Linked DNA regions of Homo sapiens: region 2 is linked to region 1. A link is an interaction called in ENCODE POLR2A ChIA-PET data of the cell type or tissue named here. Cell type or tissue: OCI-LY7. All regions are shown on one strand. Links, peaks and the distances in the headings refer to the core of each region. The heading gives the core; the rest is flanking DNA.

Region 1 (10,542 bases), core at 1,345-9,344:
CCTAATCACAAAGAGAAGCAGAAGAAGTAAAAATTTTTTTTGAGCTTTCAAGCACCAGATACTAAGACAAGTGTTAGAAATTTGAAAAGAAACTTCTTTAAAATCACCCGTAAAAACTTATGTGGTAAATGTCCTATACCTTCTTTCAGCTGCAACTCCTCTAGTTAAATATCTAACAATATAGGATCCTAAAATCTTATTTTCTTATATGAGAATTGTATTTTATCAAGTCCCTTTTGGAGGTGTCATCTATGAAACCTGCAGGTTTTAGACATGATGGCAGCTAGTGATCCACAGTTGATAAAATACTGTCTCGAGCATCTCAAAAGGATTTGTACACCGAATGACTTCAGGATTTCTGGTGTGTTGTGAGAAATATGGTATAAACACTGTACTATCACTCTTAGCATTCAAATAAAATGGATTTCAGCAGGGCGTGGTGTCTCACACCTGTAATCCCAGCACTTTGGGTGGTTGAGGCAGATCACTTCAGCCCATTAGTTCAAGAGCAGCCTGGGCAACATAGTGAGACCATCTGTTGAAAAAAAAAATAGCCAGGCATGGTGGCATGCACCTGTAGTCCCAGCTATTCAGGAAGCTGAAGCAGGAAGATCACTTGAGCCCAGGAGGTTGAGGCTGCAGTTAGCTGTGATTGCATCACGCTGTGATTGCATCACACTGCGTTCCAGCGACAGAATGAGACCCTGTCTCAAAAAATAAAATAAAATACAATGAAAAAAATAATGTTAAAGGGCCCCCAAAAAAATCAATAAAAATGATGTATCTGTTTTTGAAAGCACGTTATGTTGGGGATCTCTCCCCATAGTAGAGGGTCATTTTCGCAAATAACTTGTCACAAATATGGAAGAAGCCACATACTAGGTACAGGTTGAGCATCTCTAATCCAAAAATTTGAAATCTGAAATGCTCAAAAATTTGAAATATTTTGAACACTGACATGACACCACAAGTGGAAAATTCCATACCTGACCTCATGTGACAGTTCACCGGTTGAAGTCAAAACACAGACGCAGAGGACACAGTTAAGTCAGTGACCCAAAGGGAAAAAAAGGCCCCCCCAGCTGCTGATGTAGGTATTCTGGTGGTGCTATTATGCTGCTTAATTTCCCAGAGCACTTTTTTTGTTAACTGAATTAATGGTATGTTATGTTTTTTACTGTTAAGTACTGACATGTGAATACATGCAAGAAAATGATTGCTTATCAGTAGCATATAAATTCATAGTCGGGAATGATGGTGATACAAGATAACCACAGATAGTCCACATGTGTGACTAAGATGGTGACACCTTTGCTTTCTGATGGTTCCTTGTATACAAACTGTTTCATTCACAAAACTATGTAAAATATTGTATAAAATTACTTTCAGGCTACATGTATAAGGTATATATAAAACATAAGTAAATTTTGTGTTTAGGCTTGGATCCCATCCCCAAGATAACCTCATTATGTATATGCAGACATTTCAAAAGTTGAAAAAATCTGAAATCCAAAACATTTTGGATTTCAGATTTTCTTTTCATTTTTATGAAAAGTCCCAAGCATTTATTTTCATTTTTTATGACAAGTATTTCAGATAAGGATTACTCAACCCATACTAGAAAGCATATTTCACTCCTTTCTCCCAATAAATCCAGTGATAAAGTACTTAGATTATGCCATTTTGTTCAAAAATTCCTTGATGACTATATTGAATATAAACCAGAAATTAATAGGCTCATTACAACAAATTATGAAGAGCACTATTCATTTGGAATTTGAAATTGTTGATAAGTACTGGTGGGGTTACTAGAAAATAATAAAGTAATCTAGAAATTGTGGAATTTCTAAGTTGGAGTTTTATAGTTCCTTAGTGATCTTCAGTAGTTCATTTACTATCTACTATATATGCATGCGTGAGAAACATTAAAGAGTAAAACAGCAGATGTCACAGATGTATATAGTACATGCAGTGTAAGTGGTCTAAATAAATGGAAGCTAAAAGGAAGAAATTACACCATGAGGCTGGGTGCAGTGGCTCACACCTGTAATGCTAATACTTTGAGAAGCCAAGGCAGGAGGATCACTTGAGGCCAGGAGTTCAGTACCAGCCTGGGCAACATGGTGAGACCCAGTCTCTGTTTTTTGTTTGTTTTTGTTTTTTCTTAATTAAAAAAACATCACATCTTCTGGGAAAGCATAGTCATATACTTGGGAGTTAAATTGCTCTGAGAAAAATTGGTAACATTTGAATAAACTGCATATATTGGAGACTCTCAAAATCTGCAAGGAAGGACTTGTGAACAAAGGTGAAATGAATAAAGAATCTAGTCTGGTTCTTGTACTGCCCTTCCCCAAGGAATAAATCTAAACTGAGGACAATCTTGAGGACCAGTGTGAGGAGTCTGTGACTCCAGACATGGGGAGCTCCTTGACAGGGGTTTCAAACATAGAGTTATGATACTTTTACCGGGGTGCTAGCTATGGAAATGGAGACAAATGATCAGAGACATAAAAGATTTCGGGGAAAGGATCAGCCAAATGCACTGACTTCTGTGTGAAAGACTAGGGGAGAAAAACTAAAGCTCATTGAAGGATCTAAGCATGTAGGATTAGAAGAGGGTTATGCCATTAACAGAAATAAGAGATTCGAGGTAAAAGGCAAATTTTCCAGGACAGCGATAAGGAGTTCTGTTTCAGAGAGTGAATTTGAGATGATAGTTGAATGGAAATGCACAGCAGACAACACGAAATGTGAGACATCAGGGTTGGAGATAGAGATCAGCAAAACTGATGAGTCAAGTGTAGGAATGCAACTGATCTTTGATATGGATAAAAATCAAGGGCTAAATATGAAATCTTGGGGAATTTTCTGCATTTTGGAAGGGGGACAAGAGCCATTTAAGGAGATGGAATGGGCCAGAGAGGTTAGAATAAAACTAAAAATATCATAGCTTCAAAGTAGAAGAGGGAAAAGTTTCAATGATCTGGTACTGAACATTGGCCTGTGCAAAGACAGCTACATGAATAGACAAGACTATTAGATTAAGCAATTGCCATTTTGGTGTCATTTCAACGGAGTAATTAGAATAGAAGCTATGTCCATGTGAGTTAAAGTGCAAATTAACTAATAAAGAAACGACAGAAGTCTATGTCATATTTTCCGTAGATGCAACAGTGAATGGAAAGAAAAGTAACATAATTGCTTGAGTGAACACTACAGCTTGGCTTTGAGATCAAGTAAAGGGTGTTTGCTTTGATTGGGTTTTCCCAGAGGGCAAAGAATCCAATAAACTAAATATGGGCTTTCATGAACTAAGATCTCAAATATTTCAGGAAGAATCACCAGTGGACACAAACTAGTGGTGTAAATGTTTATTAGACTTTATAATTCAAAACATTCCAGGATTATTCTTTCATTTTACAATTTAGAGTTTCCAGATGGTTAGGCCAGGGACTGCCATTTCCTGTAGGTGGACTGAGAGAGGACTAAGAGAGGGAATGAGACCAGTCATTTTATTTCCAGTTTTCTCATGCCTTTTTTTCCCCCTCTGGCTTATCTTTTATGCTGTTTAGTGATCCTCTTTGTGTCTTGAATTTGTCAGTTCTGAATTTTCATTGCATCTTGGGCACTTATTCCTGCATTAATCAATTAACAGTTTGCTTTGAATATTACCCAAGTTAACAAATGTTGTTATTCTTCAGAGACTTTTGGAAACTCCCCACATTCCTGTGGTTCTAAGGTTATCACACAGGTGCCAAGTCACACACTTAAACGCCAGTTCACAAAGACTAATTAATACCTTTGATTAAGTGGCTACATTGAGTTTATAGTCAGTAATTTTTCCCTCATACAAACCAGTTGTATTTATAACAAAATTTAAACATCATTTTACCAATGGAAAAAATGTTATATGCGATACAAATTTCAAATCTAATTCATTCTTAAGGTGCAGTCACTAGTAACCTGTTGTGTGTCTGTAACATCTTGAGCAGGTTTCCCAACCCTAATGAATCAGATTTCTTAGTAATGTGCAGAAATTACATTTTTTAAAAACATATCCCTCCCTTTTGTCCAGTGCTTCTCTTGCCAGCATTGGTATGTCATCTGATGTTTCAGAAATTGGCTTGGCTTTTTTTTTTTTTCTTTTTCTTGAGAGAGTCTCACTCTGTCACCCAGGCTGGAGTACAGTGTCGTGATCTCAGCTCACTACAACCTCCACCTTCTGGGTTCAAGCAATTCTCGTGTTTCAGCCTCCTGAGTAGCCGTGATTACAGGCATGCACAACCATGCCTGGCTAATTTTTGTATTCTTAGTAGAGACAGGGTTTCACCATGTTGGCCAGGCTGATCTTGAACTCCTGACCTCAAGTGATCCACCCGCCTTGGCCTCCCAGAGTGCTGGGATTGCAGGTGTCATCCACTGTGTCCGGCCCAGAAATTGGTTTATTTTATAGTACAGGCTTCCCTCGGTGTCCATGGATTGGTTCCAGGACCTCCCATGGATACCAAAATCTGAGAATGCTCAAGCCCCTGATTTAAAATGACAGTATTTGCCTATAAGCTATGCACATAATCCTGTATACTTTAAATTATTACGTCATCTCTTGATTGCAAATAATACCTAATACAGTGTGAATGCTATGTAAATAGTTGTTATACTGTATTGTTTAGAGAATAATGACAAGGAAAAAAGTGTACATGCTCAGTACCCATACAATTATTTTAGCGAGTATTTTCTATCAGCAGTTGGTTGCATCCATGGATGTGGAACCCACAGATACAGATGGGGCCAATTGTATTTCACAAAAGGGCTATCCATATTTGAAGTGAGAATGAAAGGAGCCAGTATAGAGGAAATGATTAAAGTGACTACAGGGAAAGATACTATTTGAGTCAGCGGTATCTTGACAAAGGGTGGAAGGAAATGAGAGTAACAGCACAGATGTGAAACTCAGCCTTAAAAAGGAAGAGATAGTCTTACTTTCGAAACAAGAAGATGAAAGGACTCTGATGTAAGAGGGAAGGGTATGGGATGTAGTATTGCTAGGTTCCTTTCCCTGCAACTTCAGGTTGGTTACATCACTTGCTGAGTTGTATGACGGCCACCTAGGAGGCAGTTCAAACAAGGACAGCAAAAGAATACAGACTAAGAAGAAAGAGAGGAAAGTCTTACCAGTTAACATCAGGAGCTGAACTGAAATTGAAATGAAATGCAACTGGACATGTTTAGACTCATTTTCTTTCATTTACAGGGTAAGATTTGAGTTAATGATACTTTTGTTTTGTCGTTGGTAGTAGGCTTGATCCTGGGTGTTTTTTTTTGGCGGGAGGGTGTTGGGGGAAAAAGAGAAATCCTCCATCCTGTTAATGGCTTAGAAGTGCATTTTACTGAGTCTTTCTTCATAAAAACGATATTCTGAATGTTGGTGACATTCCTTGGCCAATCCACATAAAGACAGTCTTATAAAAATCTTAATTTATCTTTGTACATTTTCATATTATAGCTACTGTCTTAGGTTTATTGAAATAGGTACATAAGAATGGTATAAAATGTCATAATCTCTAGGTTAGTCTCAAAAATCTCATTACTTCGTTTTCGTTCTCAACCAAAGCAAGCATATTTTTCTGGACAGTTTATGGTAATGAGCCAAAATGGTGCCAGGCAACTTCCTTGGGACAGAAAATCAAAACTCTAATACAAAGTACGAAGTTCAGAGAAGGAAGATAGTCTTTAAAAGAAAATTGTTTCAGGTGGAAGAGATAAGTCAAAGAGGAGCATTTATTAAAACAGAGGCATAACTTGAGATGTGGGGCCATTAAAAAGAAATGTTGTGTTTTTATGAAGATCCATATAGCATTGCTAGCTTTCCAGGTGGAGAGCAAGGACCTCCACTGTTTTTTCTACTAAAGCTTTATTCCAACTTCTTCTAACCCTTTCTTCCCCCACTTTTAAAGATATTTGGGATTTGTAGTGTTCAAATTGGGTTAACAAACATAAAAGGATGTTTTCTGGACATAAAGGAAATTTGATTTACAGACTTTTTCCAGGATTTGTTAATAAACAAACGCTGACATCTTAGAATAAATTAAGTATCAATACTACACGAACTGAATTTAATATTCTTTGTGTTTTTTTCATAATTTAAAACAATTTAACAAATTTCAAAATGTTTAATGAAAAAGTTAATAAAATTCTCATATTTTTGTACATTATTTAATGTAAAAATTACTGTACTTCCTACATTGTATTTGAAAGTATATAATGCCAGACACAGTCGCTTAGGCCTGTAATTCCAACACTTTGAGAATGTAACAGCCAATGTAGTGAAACCTTGTCTCCACAAAAAAATGCAGAAATTAGTTGAGTGTGATGGCATGCACCTATAGTCCTAGCTACTCAGGAGGCTGAGATGGAAGGATCCCTTGAGCCTGGGAGATTGAGGCTTCAGTAAGCTGCGATTGCACCACTGTGCAATCTAATTTAATCTCTTAAAAAAAAAAAAAACTGTATACCCACCACATATTATCTTTCTCCTGCATAGATCAGAAATAAAGCAAGACACATAAGGCAGTAATTCCTAGGGTTAAGTGATATAAAAAGTACTATTAAAAAATACGTCTCTGCACAAAATTATTTTTAACACCTAGTTTGCATTATAAAGGCATAAAAGCTTTATACACTTTAATCGCATGAAAGTTTATTAACAAATAACCAGGATAAACTACTCATTGCTTTTTAAAGAAATATGTGTTTGCTTTTAAGAATATGAAGAAACAGGCTAATTTCAGTTTTTAGGCAGAATTGGGTGATGAGAAAAAATGTATTCTCACTTTTGATATATGACTTTCTTTATATTTTGTAAGATTTTCTTTGTATATTTTTTCTATAGATTTCTCTCCTATTCTGTATATGGAGGAAAATAATTTGAGAAAATGTTAGTTTCTAATATTTTCAACATAAGATTAAAAAATAAAAGTTAAACATGCCATTTCAGTAAGTTATTTAGAAATATTTCATTTTTCAGAAATGTTGCCTGCATGGATTTAATTTATAGTGAAGTGTTTTGTGTGTGCTATTTATAAAAAGAGTCTTTACAATGTAAACTTTTATGCTCACTGTAAAATCATCTGTGTTTGTTTATTAAACATATGTCACTTTGAAATGCTGTACTTTGCTGTGGGATACATTTTAGTTTAATTTTTATCGCCTCTTTCCTCATCCATGCCAAGAAAAAACTGAAAGCTTGACTTTATGTTTTTGCATCAAGGCTTGTTTCTAATATGAATATACTGTGTACCACATCTTATTGACCTCAAAAAAAGAAATAATATAAACTTTACATATATTACATTTACACTGCCCTCTACGACAGGATAGAATTTATATCTGGAAATATAAGATATGCCAATACCTTGAGTTTTTCTGTAATTTTTAGCTAATTTAGTGCCTCTTGCAATTATTTACAGATAGATTAAAATTTGATTACTTTAACATTAAGTAGCCTTTTGGATATCAAAGTTTAAGATTAAATACCATCATTGTGAAGTTTCACTGATCTGTTATGCTCCCTTCACTGCACGTAATGAGGTACTTGTTACTCATAAGGCTAAGAATCCTCTTACTTTACTCTTCTAAATAGGCTTCTTCAAAGCAACAGTGTACCTTAGACTAAACAGTGAAACTCTAGATTCTAGAGTGTAGATACATTCAAAACACCAAGATTAAGGCAAAGATGCTAGCTCTTGTCATTTGACATGAAATAGAAATAAAAGATACAAATATAGAGAAACAAAAAAATTACTGATAATTATTCCTTCTAAGTGTAAAATCCTGAAGAGTTAAGTGAAATATTATTAAATTCTTATTTTTTCATTTTACAATAGAGGATATACTTGTTAAAAATGATTTTATATAGCAAGAATGTTCAGATATGAAAATAAATTATAATAGTGATTAAAAATATGACAGAAATAATCTTACCAGAATATACATGAGATCTGAGGATGAAAACTACAAAAGAAATTAAAACTTGGCAAAAAACATTCTCAAGCTTATCTGGAGGAATAAAGTGATAAAGTTTAATAAAGTTAACAGGCTGGGCGCGGTGGCTCACACCTGTAATCCCAGCACTTTGGGAGGCCGAGGCAGGCGGATCACGAGGTCAGGAGATCGAGACCATCCTGGCTAACACGGTGAAACCCCGTCTCTACTAAAAATACAAAAAATTAGCCGGGCGTAGTGGCGGGCGCCTGTAGTCCCAGCTACTCAGGAGTCTGAGGCAGGAGAATGGCGTGAACCCAGGAGGCGGAGCTTGCAGTGAGTCGAGATCGCGCCACTGCATTCCAGCCTGGGCGACAGAGCAAGACTCCGTTTCAAAAAAAAAAAAAAAAGTAAAAAAAAGAAACAATGAAGGAAAACTAGCCCTACAAAACACTGAAATGTTTAAAATGCAAATATCCCAGCGTAGTAGGCCGATCAACGTAACATAGAACCTATAAATAGGTGCTTTTACATGTAGAATTTATTTTGATAAAGTTACGAATAAAGGTAATAATGTGGGAAGCAATAGCCTCCAGTAATGCTGAAGCAACAGGATCTTAGAACAGCGTTTGCAAAGTGTGCTCTACAGAAAACTATGATAATAGAAATCAAAATTTAAAGTGTCCATAGTCCAGTCACCTTGAGAAACTCTGGGATAAAATTGTGTTTTTTATAGCAAAATTAAAATAATGTGTGCTGTGATTCAAATGGGCTATATGATATGTTTTTTTAACACAGAATGAAACCAAATCAGAGTGTCTTGCAGGATTCAGGTTCTTTGGACCACACTCTGCAAAACACTATGTTAGAAATTTAGTTTTGTCCCTCTCCCTCCCACTGGACACCAAAACAGCAGTTATATCTAAAATGTGAATTCATGAAAATGAATGGAAATTTGTATTTCTCACATCTCTAGAAGAAAGCTGTCTCCATGAATGATGTTAAAAAGGGAGATATTGACATATTTGTATGAAAGTGGAGAAATTGAGAATATGAAAAAATAAGCAAAATGAAAAGATTTGGGAAAGACTGCTGCAAAAATAACAGAGGAATAATATGCAGTTGATTTATTTTTTATTTTTTATTTTTATGTTTTTTGAGACCAAGGCTGGAGTGCAGTGGCACAATCTCGGCTCACCGCAACTTCCCCTCCCAGGTTCAAGCCTCAGCCTCCTGAGTAGCTGGGATTATGCGCACTCGCCACCATGCCTGGCTAATTTTTGTATTTTTAGTAGAGACAGGGTTTCACCATGTTGGCCAGGCTGGTCTTGAACTCTTGACCTCAAATGATCCACCCACCTCAACCTCCCAAAGTGTTGAGATTACAGGCATGAGCCATCGCGCCTGGCCGCAAATTGATTTTAAATAAATGAACTTAAACTCTTAGAAGTAAATAGGCAATGGACATGTTCACTAGAAAGGAATGTAACTAATATATAAACATAAGAAAGGCCTTCAACACTCATCACAATCACACTGAAATTCAATAAATGATGTGTGTATTATGCACAAGTCAATTTCTTCATCTTACTAAGTAGCATATGTAGTTTACATATGCTGTTTAAGAAAGCCTATATAAGATAGCCAAGAAAATCTTTATGTTATATGAATTAAGCATCACCTTCCACTCTGCCGAGCATAATACTGATTTTGAGATTAGATGTTTCACATTCATTCTTTCTCTTCCTAGTTCCCATTCTGTGATGGGGCTCACACAAAACATAACGAAGAGACTGGAGACAATGTGGGCCCTCTGATCATCAAGAAAAAAGAAACTTAAATGGACACTTTTGATGCTGCAAATCAGCTTGTCGTGAAGTTACCTGATTGTTTAATTAGAATGACTACCACCTCTGTCTGATTCACCTTCGCTGGATTCTAAATGTGGTATATTGCAAACTGCAGCTTTCACATTTATGGCATTTGTCTTGTTGAAACATCGTGGTGCACATTTGTTTAAACAAAAAAAAAAAAAAAAAGGAAAAACCAACCTGCATGGCCTGTGGGTTATTTTGGTCTTGTAAGGATCCATTTCTTTAAAATACTGACATATAGAGTTGTACCTTATATAGAATATAGTTGTATCTTGAAGTCAACATATTAAATTATTCTCAAAATTATGTATTTGCAGATTGTACTTGTAAGTTTCAAAGAAAAATTACCATCTTTTCATATTGACCTGGAAACTAAATAGGATGTGATTCAGCTACATTAATTTCTTAATACAATCTAGGAAAGACCTGTTGTAGCCTTGATTTTCTTGACATTGGTAATGACACTGAGAAAATATGGCTTCTGTTTTTCACCGTTTTCAATCAAAATGATTGATAAATGTTATTCTGTTTAATTTCATAAGTCAGGTCAATAATAAAGGGGTGGTAACTTCCTCATATTTATCTTCACAGATATTTAATGAAGATGGATCCATTAAAGGAGCCAATAGTGAAAATTTAGTTAAAGGTGATATTAGATTTAAATTAGTCATGAAGAATGTCTTAA
Region 2 (10,542 bases), core at 2,543-10,542, 81 kb after region 1:
GACGTATTTCCAGACACATGGATTGACAAAGGGATAGAACATTAGGAATCTAGACCCTCCTAAAAAGTGTAGGTTATGTAAGTCTCCTCCCCAAAGCATTACTGTAATTATTTGTGACAAATAATGATCCATGTGAATATTAAGGATGTTTGATATACTATCAGCTGCCTCTTTCCTATGTGGATGAGCTGTAATAAAGTGACAGCTTAAGAACTCGGCCTTTTCAGGTGTGTGTTAGATTTTCTCTCTCTTCCTTAGCCCTAACTTCTAACAGAGGAGGTAGAATTAGTGCATCAAAAATAATAATAATAACAAGATAACCTTTGTTTTTATATATAATATAATATTTTAAAGGGTTTTGAAGAACAGCCTGACATGTGAAATTTGAATATGGTTCAAGGCTGTTCCAACTAAAATAAGGTTTTCATTTTTCTTGTTAATAAAGAAAATCAGTATGTATTTGTGCATATGTATGATTTATTCACATACACATTATCTCTGTAAAATATGTACATGCAAGTCATTAACAATTTTTTAAAACTACAGAGACTATCATTTTCTGATTAACTAGTTTGCTAGTTAAAATGAGGGCAAAGAAGTCCCATTTACACTAATGTTTAGAAAATTCAACATGATGAATAATTACAGAGGCAATCTCCTAAAAGCCCAAATTAGAAAACTGTTACAAGGCACAGCCCTTCTAAAATGGGGCTGTGATTTGGGAACTGTTCCTCCCTCAGTCATTTAAACTATTTTAATAATTGTATTCTGCTGCTAGAGAATTGGAAGGCTGTCAGTTCCCTTTATTTGAATGCTTACTATGTGCCAGAGACTGTGCTGTACACTTGACATGTATCATTTCACTTGGTTGTCATAGAAACTGTGGATGGAGGTAGTGCCACTTGAAAACTGAGCTTTGGAGAGAGAAAAAAAGATTTTTCCCAAGATCATGTGGGAAGTGAGTGGTGGCACCCAGACTTGAACTTCAAAGCCTTGCTGCTTTTACCCAGCATAGTTAAGTCAAAGTCTGAAATCTGTTTCCTTATTGCTTTTTCTTTTTCTTTTTTTTTTTAAATGCGGTCTTGCTCTGTCACCCAGGCTGGAGTGCAGAGGCCCAATCATAGTTTACTGCAGCCTCGAACTCCTGGGTTCAGGCGACCCTCCTGCCTCAGCCTCCCAAGTAATTGGAATTACAGGCATGAATCAGCCTGCTTGGTCCGTTATTGCTTAACTGTAACATGGACCAAAGAAGCAGCTAACCCTGTTAGTTAATTCTTACTAGGAAGAGAAACCGCACCAGCTATTTAAAAAAAAAAAAAAAAAAAGCAAAACAAAAATGAAAATACCAAGGTATACTGGAAAATAACATTGAGCTTAGAAGGAGACCTGAGTTTGTACCTGGCTCAGTCACCCAGCTCATTTATCACTTTCTTAGGAAGGCCTTTCCCTGTCACACCCTCCTTCTTGTTTGTCTCTATTAGAGCACTGAACTCATTGCCATAATTACCTTATTGCAGTGATTCTAAGGTGGACATCTTTCACATTTTAACTTTTCTAAAGTGTGGATGCATTTTACAATTGATGGTGTTTTAAAATAAATTGGCAGCATTTTTTCTTAATTATTGGTACTTAAAATAAGGATGTGCTGTACAGTTGATGACATCTTAGATTTGATTAAGTGCATATTTATTTTTGTGTGTTCCCACAAAAATGTTTACATCATTCTCATGGTTTTAAATATCAGATATATGCAATGATTTTCCAATTTCTATCCTTTTTTAAGGTCCACCCCTGTATGTTGAACCACATTGTTTCTTCATATCACAAGGATTACAGATTCAACATATCTACTCTCCAAATCAGTTTGTCTTCTATTGTTCTCTATCTCAGTGAATGGCATCCACATTCGTACATTTGTGGAACTAAAACATGAGATGATCGCCCACCTGGGTTTGAATCCCAGTTCCGCCCTATAGTAGTTACTCAAGCATGCAGTGAAGTATGTCACCTTAACTATTCACTTGTAAAATGGGGAACATAATAACACCTATCTCTGAGGATTGTTAGAATGACTAAGACATTGAATAAATGTTAGCTGTCCCTAATCTTCATCATACATATCTATGACTTCTCTCCTTCCTCTGCACATGTAATTCATCAACTCCTGTGATAGATAGGCCCTTCAGAGTATCTCACATCTACCACTTCTATCTTGTTGCCACTTCTCCAATCTAAGCCCCCATTTTTCTTGCCTATGCAGCAACTAATATTGTAGCTTCTCCTCTTTCCCATGTCTAATCCAGTCACAACCATCCATTAAATCAGAACATGCCACTTCTTAAGACCTCCCTCACCCCCTACCTAATGCATTTGGTATAAAACACCACATCATTAATGTGGTCTGTATGGTTGTCTGTTTCCTGCCTGGCTTCTGCCCACATTTCCAGCCTCATCCTCTGCCACTCTGCCTCCCAGTATCACTCTTTTCCTCCAAAAGTAACTCCTACTCATCCTTTAGATTTCAGCTTAAATGTCACTTCCTCAGAGATGATTATTGATCTTCCAAACTAAATTAAGTTCTTCAGTTATAGTCCTTTATATTGAATGTATGCCTTTCTTCTTTGGGATGATCAGTTTCTCCCAAACTGTGGCTAAAGAAGTGAAGTAACTTCCACAAGGCCAAAGAGTGAGATCTATTAGAACTGGAATTCTCTCTGTTAGAGGAAAAAAAAAAATCCAAAAAAGAGAAAAGAAGAAAAATGGAAAGAACTGGAATTACAACCCAGGGGCGGGGTGAACTCTAAAGCTGTGTCCTTTCTGTGATCTTTGCTGCCTTGAGGGCAGGAAACAGGGTATGAATCAATGTTCTAAGTTTCAAAACATGGCCTGACTGCTGCTCGTTTATTTCCCATTTCAAGTTGTCCTTAAATGAGCTGGGTGCAGTGGCTCATGCCTGTAATTCAATACTTTGGGAGGCCGAGGCAGGTGGATCACTTGAGCACAGGAGTTGGAGAACAACCTGTTCAACATGGCGAGACCCCATCTCTACAAATAAAATTAGCCGGGTGTGCTGGCACATGCCTGTAGTGCCAGCTACTCGGGGTAGGAGTGGGGGCCTGAGGTGGGAGGATCGCTTAGGCCCAGGAGGTTGAGGCTGCAGTGAGCTTTCGTGCCACTGCACTCCATCCTGGGCGACAAAGTGAGATCCTGTCTCAAAAAAAAAAAAAAAGTTATCCTGAAGTATTATTCTTTCTGAGCCTTCATGCTCCCTCAATAGATTGTAACCTGTTAAAATAGTACCTGTTTTCTGATATATTATCAACCTAGCATTTACATAAATTATCTTACATACAGTAGGTACTCATTAAATAGTTTTTCTCTTAGGGATGTTAAAGAAAAACAGTATTTTTTTTCCATTTAATCTTTTCAAGGTCTGAAGCTGTCTCATGGAGGAATTGAGTACCTTATTCTTTCTACCAGTCAATGACAGAGTACAATTTATGTTTTTATATTTTGAATAGAACTGCTTTAAATGTTTTTAAAGCTAATAGTTTGCATCTTAATGGATCATTACCCTTGTTTCATTGGGAAAAGAAGGAATTAACCTTACATATTTTTGATTTCCTTCAGGAATTGAGTGATCTACAGCGCGATCCACCTGCTCACTGTTCAGCTGGACCTGTGGGAGATGACTGTAAGCCTTGCTCTATTTCTGGGATTATGCTACCTTTAAAAATATAGGTTTGAACATTTGTTAATGACTCCAAAACTCCTTTGTTTGTTTCAGTGTTCCACTGGCAAGCCACTATTATGGGGCCTGTAAGTATGATTCATATCTATGAAATTAACCCCCTCAGCCATACTTCATTCTTGCCATTTCACCTTTGATCAGATGTTTGTGATGAAGGTTGAATATTCTTGTACTTTGAATCACCTAGGAAGCAAAATATTATTAAGGATTTACAATGATTTTCCAAAGCATTGGTGGCAAATATTTCCTGGGATCACTATTATGTTTTCCTTTGCTGAATCCTAGATCATTACACATAATGGAGTGCCACAGCTCGCAACCAGGCTGTGTGTTTATCTTTTTTTTTTTTTTTTTTAAGTCACAGAGAGTTAGTTGTAATTAACCATAATCATTCTCACATCCACAGTTTTGGTAGGTTAGAAATTAGTCTAATGAAGCCAATAATTGAATTCCTACAAGTAACAAGTGTCAGTTTGCCATAAGTTTCATCACTGTTCTTTTTTGTGAAAGAGAATCAATAAAATATTACAATGGGTCTGTCTTTACCTCCTTATAAATTTGCTGCTTTTAATTTTGTTGCATTGTCCTAAACACAAAATTATCTGCTGTTTGATAATTGGCTACTCTCAATACTTATTACTTTTGTTAAAATTATTTCTTTCAATACTTTAGAGGCAGTTACAAGACTTGAAACAGGCTTTTTCTTTCTATGAGCAAAAAATCTGATTGCATAAGAATGAGCACTGACAGCTCAAATCTACTTTCTGGGTGAGAGTACATAAGTAACATGTTTCCATGAACACCATTCTCTTCTCCCTGCCCTGAAAGAGCTTTATCTAGTGAGTTACAGAGTTTTTAATCATACGACCTTGTGTTTAACTTTAAAAAACACCAAAACTACTGAATTTCAAAGCAGTACTCTGGGCAGTTGTCTCAAATTATTGTTTTATTAAGTTTGTTTTTCTAAAAAGGCAAAATACAATGTATTTATATAACAACTTTCAATAAGAATCCATTTATTTCTGTTTGTTTTTAATTAGTTACTAAGAACCTTCAAAATACTCTCATTTAAAGGCCCACCCTTACCTTTTGAATTATGGCCTTTCACAAATATTTTTTAGGTGAATCACATGTAACAAATGGTTATAATCATGTTATTCATAACTCCCTTACTTTAGTAATGTAAATATTTACAGTACTCTGGACCATATCTGTCATTGTAATTTATCTTCATTTTCTATATTTCTTACAATTTTTGATAAACTAGAATTGTTTAAACAATATATATAGTAAGAATTATTATACAGGAAAATCCTCTAGCATATATGTGGAAACTTAACGAGAAAGTAATGAGTCTTGGTGTTATTACCAGAATGCTAATATAACATGATATATTTAATTAAATATGAAAGAATTAAAATAGAATTGTAGGTATAGTTTGCTAGCATTTTCTTTTTTTAAAATTTTTTTGCTTGTAATGTTATATTTTCTAATGGCTATAAAGAAACATGGTCAAATTTAAATTTCTCTAGTAAAGTTGATTCCCAATTTGATAGTAGCATGAATATATAATTTTGTTTTGGATTTTTTTGGGTTCTCTACATTATTTTATAAATAATTACTAAACGAAGATTTGGCACATAAATTGTGTAGCAGGGTCCTTAGCATTTTCTTTTCACGACAGCCTCTTCAGTTCATCTCCATTCTTGGTCATCAAGTGAACATCAGAACTTAAGTTTTACTATCCTCAACCCTTTTTCAAAAAAAATACTGATTACGGCTGCAGAAAATGATCTTTTCCCACAGCAGTCGTGTGTATACTGATCTTTAACAATTTGTACTCATAACCAGATTTGTTTGGACAAGTCACAGCACTGTGTGTGTCCTGTTTTTGTTTTGTTTTAAATTTTATGATGTCGGCATAGTTGTTGGAAAATCCTCCTTCGTACCTGCAGAGAAACCTGTTCTCAAAGTAAATGATTTGAACTTATGACAAAATGGTTGCATTTTTTTCATATTGGTAATATTTAATGAAATTATTTTAAACATGATGGCATTTTTTTCAAACTGATAATATTTGGGGGAAATAATTTTGTTGTTATAAATAAATATAGTAATCAAATGCTGATGCAAATCTTTTGTAATTTCAGCCTGATAGCGCATATCAAGGTGGAGTCTTCTTTCTCACTGTACATTTTCCGACAGATTATCCTTTTAAACCACCAAAGGTATTTTTATTTTTATGATTGATGTGACTCCCATGTAAGAGATTTTATTCTTTATCTAGAGCTCATTTGATTATCTAGAGCTCATTTGATATGTCAAAGACTGTGGGGAGGTTAGCATTTTCAAACTGTTTTGTAAAAACTACTGAATCTAAAATCTGATTTCTTATTGAAATACTGTATTAAGTCTATAAAACAAAAGTCAGTACGTGTCATGCTATAAATTAAATTCCTTGCTTTTCTTTTCCTTCTTATTGGATATGTGTAGTTTGGGACGTTTTTATGATTAAGAGTCAGACTTTTCTATTCATGGGATTATCCTTACAAAGTTGATCATTCTTTCTCTGTTTTTTTTTTTTAAGTATTCAATAAACATTCACCGAGTACCTACTGTGTTCTTCTACACTGGGGAATCCGAAAGTAAATATGAAGCAGTCCCTTAATTTAGTATGGTAGGAGAGAGAAACACATGTTAGATTTAGATTTGCTCTAAAGAGGAAACAAATGATGGGGATATCAGGGAGGGGAAAAGTGGGCAGATTTTGTCACTCAGGATATAATTATTTTAAATAGTTAAAAACAGATTAACATTGTATTTATGAAATGGTATGACAACTCTTGTGGAAAATTAGGATTCTTAATGGATTTCTTAGCTGAGACGCCTCAACTTTGCCCTGAAACAGCGTCAGCACCCTGGTTTTAGATCCAAATGTTACTTCCAGGTATCACCAATAATCAAATTAAGAAAAGGATTACTTCTACATATGATGGAAGCCATGGTTAATTACTTTAGATGCTGCTCAACCAGTCATACCGGCTACTAGAGACTTATTTATTACACTGTCCAAAATACTCTTCAGTTCCTTTGAGGGCAAAAGAAGGAAGCTGACTTGTTTGTGTTCACATTCTCACTAGCTAGAACTGTGTGTAGCACAAAGTAGATAATTATTTGATTTGTGTTGATGACTTTTCTCCTCTAAAGTTATGTAAAGTTGAGGATATTTTACCCTAGAGCAAATTGGTTCTGTTTTATTCATAGTTGATTCAAAGGTGATTGTCATATTTTGTTGTTTTGTTTTATGTTTAGATTGCTTTCACAACAAAAATTTACCATCCAAACATAAACAGTAATGGAAGTATTTGTCTCGATATTCTGAGGTCACAATGGTCACCAGCTCTGACTGTATCAAAAGGTAATTTCATTGATCAGGTTTGAAACAGTTGATAACAGTGAGACAGGAAAAATACAGCAGAATTACCTATGGACTAAAGTTTTAAAACAACAATCAACTGTGCTTTCTCCTGTTTTGATTTTGTTTTGCTCTCTTTGCTCTTATGTTACTATGGCTTTTGGCAGTTAGCTTTGGTTGAGGGGAGTGTGGATGGACAAATCTAAATGATGAAATGAGAAAAAACCTTAAAATATCAGAGCTAGAAATTTGGGGATAAACCTATTGATATTTTATCCTTTTAGCTTGGGTGTTGTCTTTTAAAAAAGAGAGAGTGCCCGGGCACTGTGGCTCATGCCTGTTATTCTAACACTTTGGAAGGCTGAAGTGGAGGATTGCTTGAGCCCGAGTTCGAGACCGGCCTGGGCAACATAGGAGACCCCATCTCTGCAAAAGAAGAGAGAGAATAAGAGATAGTAAAAGGAAGATTTTGGGACTGGTTGTCCCATTCATTAAATGGAAATGTTGACAATAATAAAGCTTTACAGCTGTTTTACTTCATCCAAGAATAAAATACCAGATTTGATTGATAAATGATTTAAGATGAAAGACATTTCACACTGTAGGATAATGCAGTACATATAGCATGTTAGTCTAAACTTCGAATAATCAGTAGCATCATTATAGTGACTGACACAAGATCTGTGCTGATTCTCAACTTTTACAGGGGTATAGCTGTTCTTTGCTGGATTATCAGGTGTATACATAGGCATCTCAAGCCATTTTATTTCATTAGCCACTGCTACTTACTGTGCTAGCACTCTTAATTTATGTCTTGTTTCTCTGAAAGAAGAGAACCTGACAGTTGGAAAATACTGTTTAGGTTAGAAGTAGCTGCACTGAAGCAACCATCAAGTTTTCCGTTTTTATAAAATTGAAGAAAATGTTTCTCTTGAAGGGATTTATGGAAGCAATCTGTACTCATTTTTTATTTTTAATAATTGCTACTTGAATATACAGCATGTTTTTAAAAGTAATAAGGTTTATAGGAAGCAGGGTCCACAGCCGTAGCTCTTTCAAATATTAGATAAATAATAGCTCTTTCAGTTCAATTATTTATGAACGATAGTTTTTCTGACCTAAGATGCTCATCTACAGTATTCATATAGATTCTCATATTCTTTTAAGAATCTTTCACACAGTGTAACTGTCATGCATTAGATATATGAAAGATTCTGTGTTGAAGGGTTAATTCAAGTTCATACGCTGTTTCCTGGAATGGTGTCACAAAATGGATCTCACTTGGCATATAAACTGCCAAGTCCTTATACATATAAAAGAAATGGCAAACTGCCAGATATTGAGTACTTATATTCTGACATTGGTAGCCTTTTATAAAGAATCAGTAGTGTTAGATTCTGGAAACCATCCTGTGAGAAATGAAACAGCCTCAGTTTCCTTATAAGTAAAATGGGGATTCTTATAGTGTTACCATACAGGGTTGCTATGTACCTAGCACATAGTGGGCACTTACATGAATGTTAACTGTTACCCTTTTCCTTACCTTAAAGGATAGACATGGTTTGTGTGCATGATAGTGAAACTGGGGCAAATGGCTCCTGGCAGTAGGGGTGAGCAGAGGAGGAACTTCCTTCTTGCTTACTTTTTTATAAGATAGATCATACCTTGCTCATTTGTTTGTATATTTTTTACTTTGCTATATTTTTTTAAATTTTTAATTTGTTTATCTTAAAAGATTGTTTTTTAATTAAATATAGACAGAGTCTTGCTGTGTTGCCCAGGCTGGTCTCAAACTCCTGGCCTCAAGTGATCCTCCTGCCTTGGTCTCCCAAAGTGCTGGGATTATAGGTGTGAGCAACCTTGCCCAGCTTATTATTTTTATTTTTTTATTTTTTGAGATGCAGTTGCTGTGTTGCCCAGGCTGGTCTCGAACTCCTAAGCTCAAGGATTCTTCCACCTCAGCCTCCCAAGTAGCTGGCATTATAGGCACATACCACCATTGCCTGGAGCTTTTCCATATTTTAAATGTCTTCTTTTGCTTTTTATCATGAGGTTAGTCTGGAAGCATTCTGGGGCTGTAAGTTAGCCCTGAAAATCTGCCCTGTTGGTTTAATATACAAGGCTTTTAAGTTTCATTGGGCAGATAGAAGATAAGAAAGATGAATAAAATACTAATTTTTTCTTTAGTTCATAACACCCCCCCACCCTTTGCCTGTCATTGTAAGAGTCAACTCTGCTCTATAAATCCACCTTTGGACTTGAAAGAGTACGAAAATAGAAAGGAAACGCAGTGGGGTGGGTGCAAGTGGAAATGGGAGGTTGGTCCAGAGGTTCCATGAACCTCCTCAGAAGTGGTGGCATGCAATTGAAGCAGACAAATGAGGAACCAGAGTCCTTGTTCCCTCTTATTTCAGATACTTAGATCGTTAGTGTGTGTGTGTGTGTGTGTTAGTGTAGCTATTTGCATTAGAATTTTGACATACTGGAGTAACAACTACTTTTTCAATTTTCATTTCTTTTTTAAAATATGCAAGCTATATAAAGATAGCTGTTCACATTATTTTTAAATGCATGCAATACAAATAAACTACATTAAGTAAAGATTCATTGAAAAAAATTTTACAAATTTTTCTTCTTTGTAGACAGACTATAGCTCTAAGCCAAAGCAAAAGAGTGTATGAGCACAGTATCCAAAATGGTTTGGACTGTTAACTGTAATTTGATTGTTCTGTAGAGAACTCTCAAGTTTAAAGGTTGTTAATAGCTACTTTGGAGGGTCACATTTTTTTAAATAAATGGGAACTCGGAATTTAAAACTTCAAAAGCTAAAATAATTTTATATTTTATGCATCCTATGGTAATTTTATAACTTTAAAAATTAAAGATCAATTTGCTATCAACCAAAGTAGAATAAAATATAATTTGATGTGTTCATTTTATGTTTTTTTTATAAGTACAGTATCTATATTCACTAAAATTATTTTCACATATGTAATTTGTATGAAGTAGAAGGGTTATTGTCTAATGTGATGTTCTCTTTTAAATCTAGTTTTATTGTCCATATGTTCTCTACTTTGTGATCCTAATCCAGATGACCCCTTAGTACCAGATATTGCACAAATCTATAAATCAGACAAAGAAAAGTAAGTGTTTACTTATTTTAGTTTCTGTATGGATACATTCCTATATAGTATGCCAAAACACGAATATTATCAATATGTTTTAAGTCAATTTGATTATGGTTGTTATATGTATATTGTTTATCTTTTTCCAATGGAGTAAACCTTTCTTTGAGAACTCTGTTAGACCTTTTATGATAAATCTTGTTCCTTCCCACTTACTGTTCAATAGTATATACTCTGTATTTGAAAAATAG

What was found. ChIA-PET counts read pairs that join two places held together with the same protein. Peaks named below come from ENCODE experiments on the same cell type or tissue, not always from the same donor. Only the 100,000 strongest peaks of a DNase experiment are listed, where the experiment ranks them.
Region 2: POLR2A ChIA-PET joins it to region 1 with 16 read pairs; 4 of 35 experiments call an interaction of 5 or more read pairs at or near these places.

What each region holds. Positions count from the first base shown.
Region 1 is chr10:58,277,828-58,288,369 of GRCh38, forward strand. It overlaps CISD1 (CDGSH iron sulfur domain 1), which reads left to right. Exons shown (of 3, transcript NM_018464.5): 3 at 9,734-10,542. The coding sequence ends at 9,823. Among named protein-coding and RNA genes, the nearest start is that of CISD1, 14 kb to the left of the region's middle. In OCI-LY7, for the core only: no CTCF peak of the experiment used is centred there; a DNase peak (open chromatin) is centred at 4,954.
Region 2 is chr10:58,357,708-58,368,249 of GRCh38, forward strand. UBE2D1 (ubiquitin conjugating enzyme E2 D1) reads left to right here. Exons shown (of 7, transcript NM_003338.5): 2 at 3,631-3,694; 3 at 3,788-3,819; 4 at 5,902-5,979; 5 at 7,064-7,169; 6 at 10,216-10,309. Among named protein-coding and RNA genes, the nearest start is that of TFAM, 22 kb to the right of the region's middle. In OCI-LY7, for the core only: no CTCF peak of the experiment used is centred there; no DNase peak of the experiment used is centred there.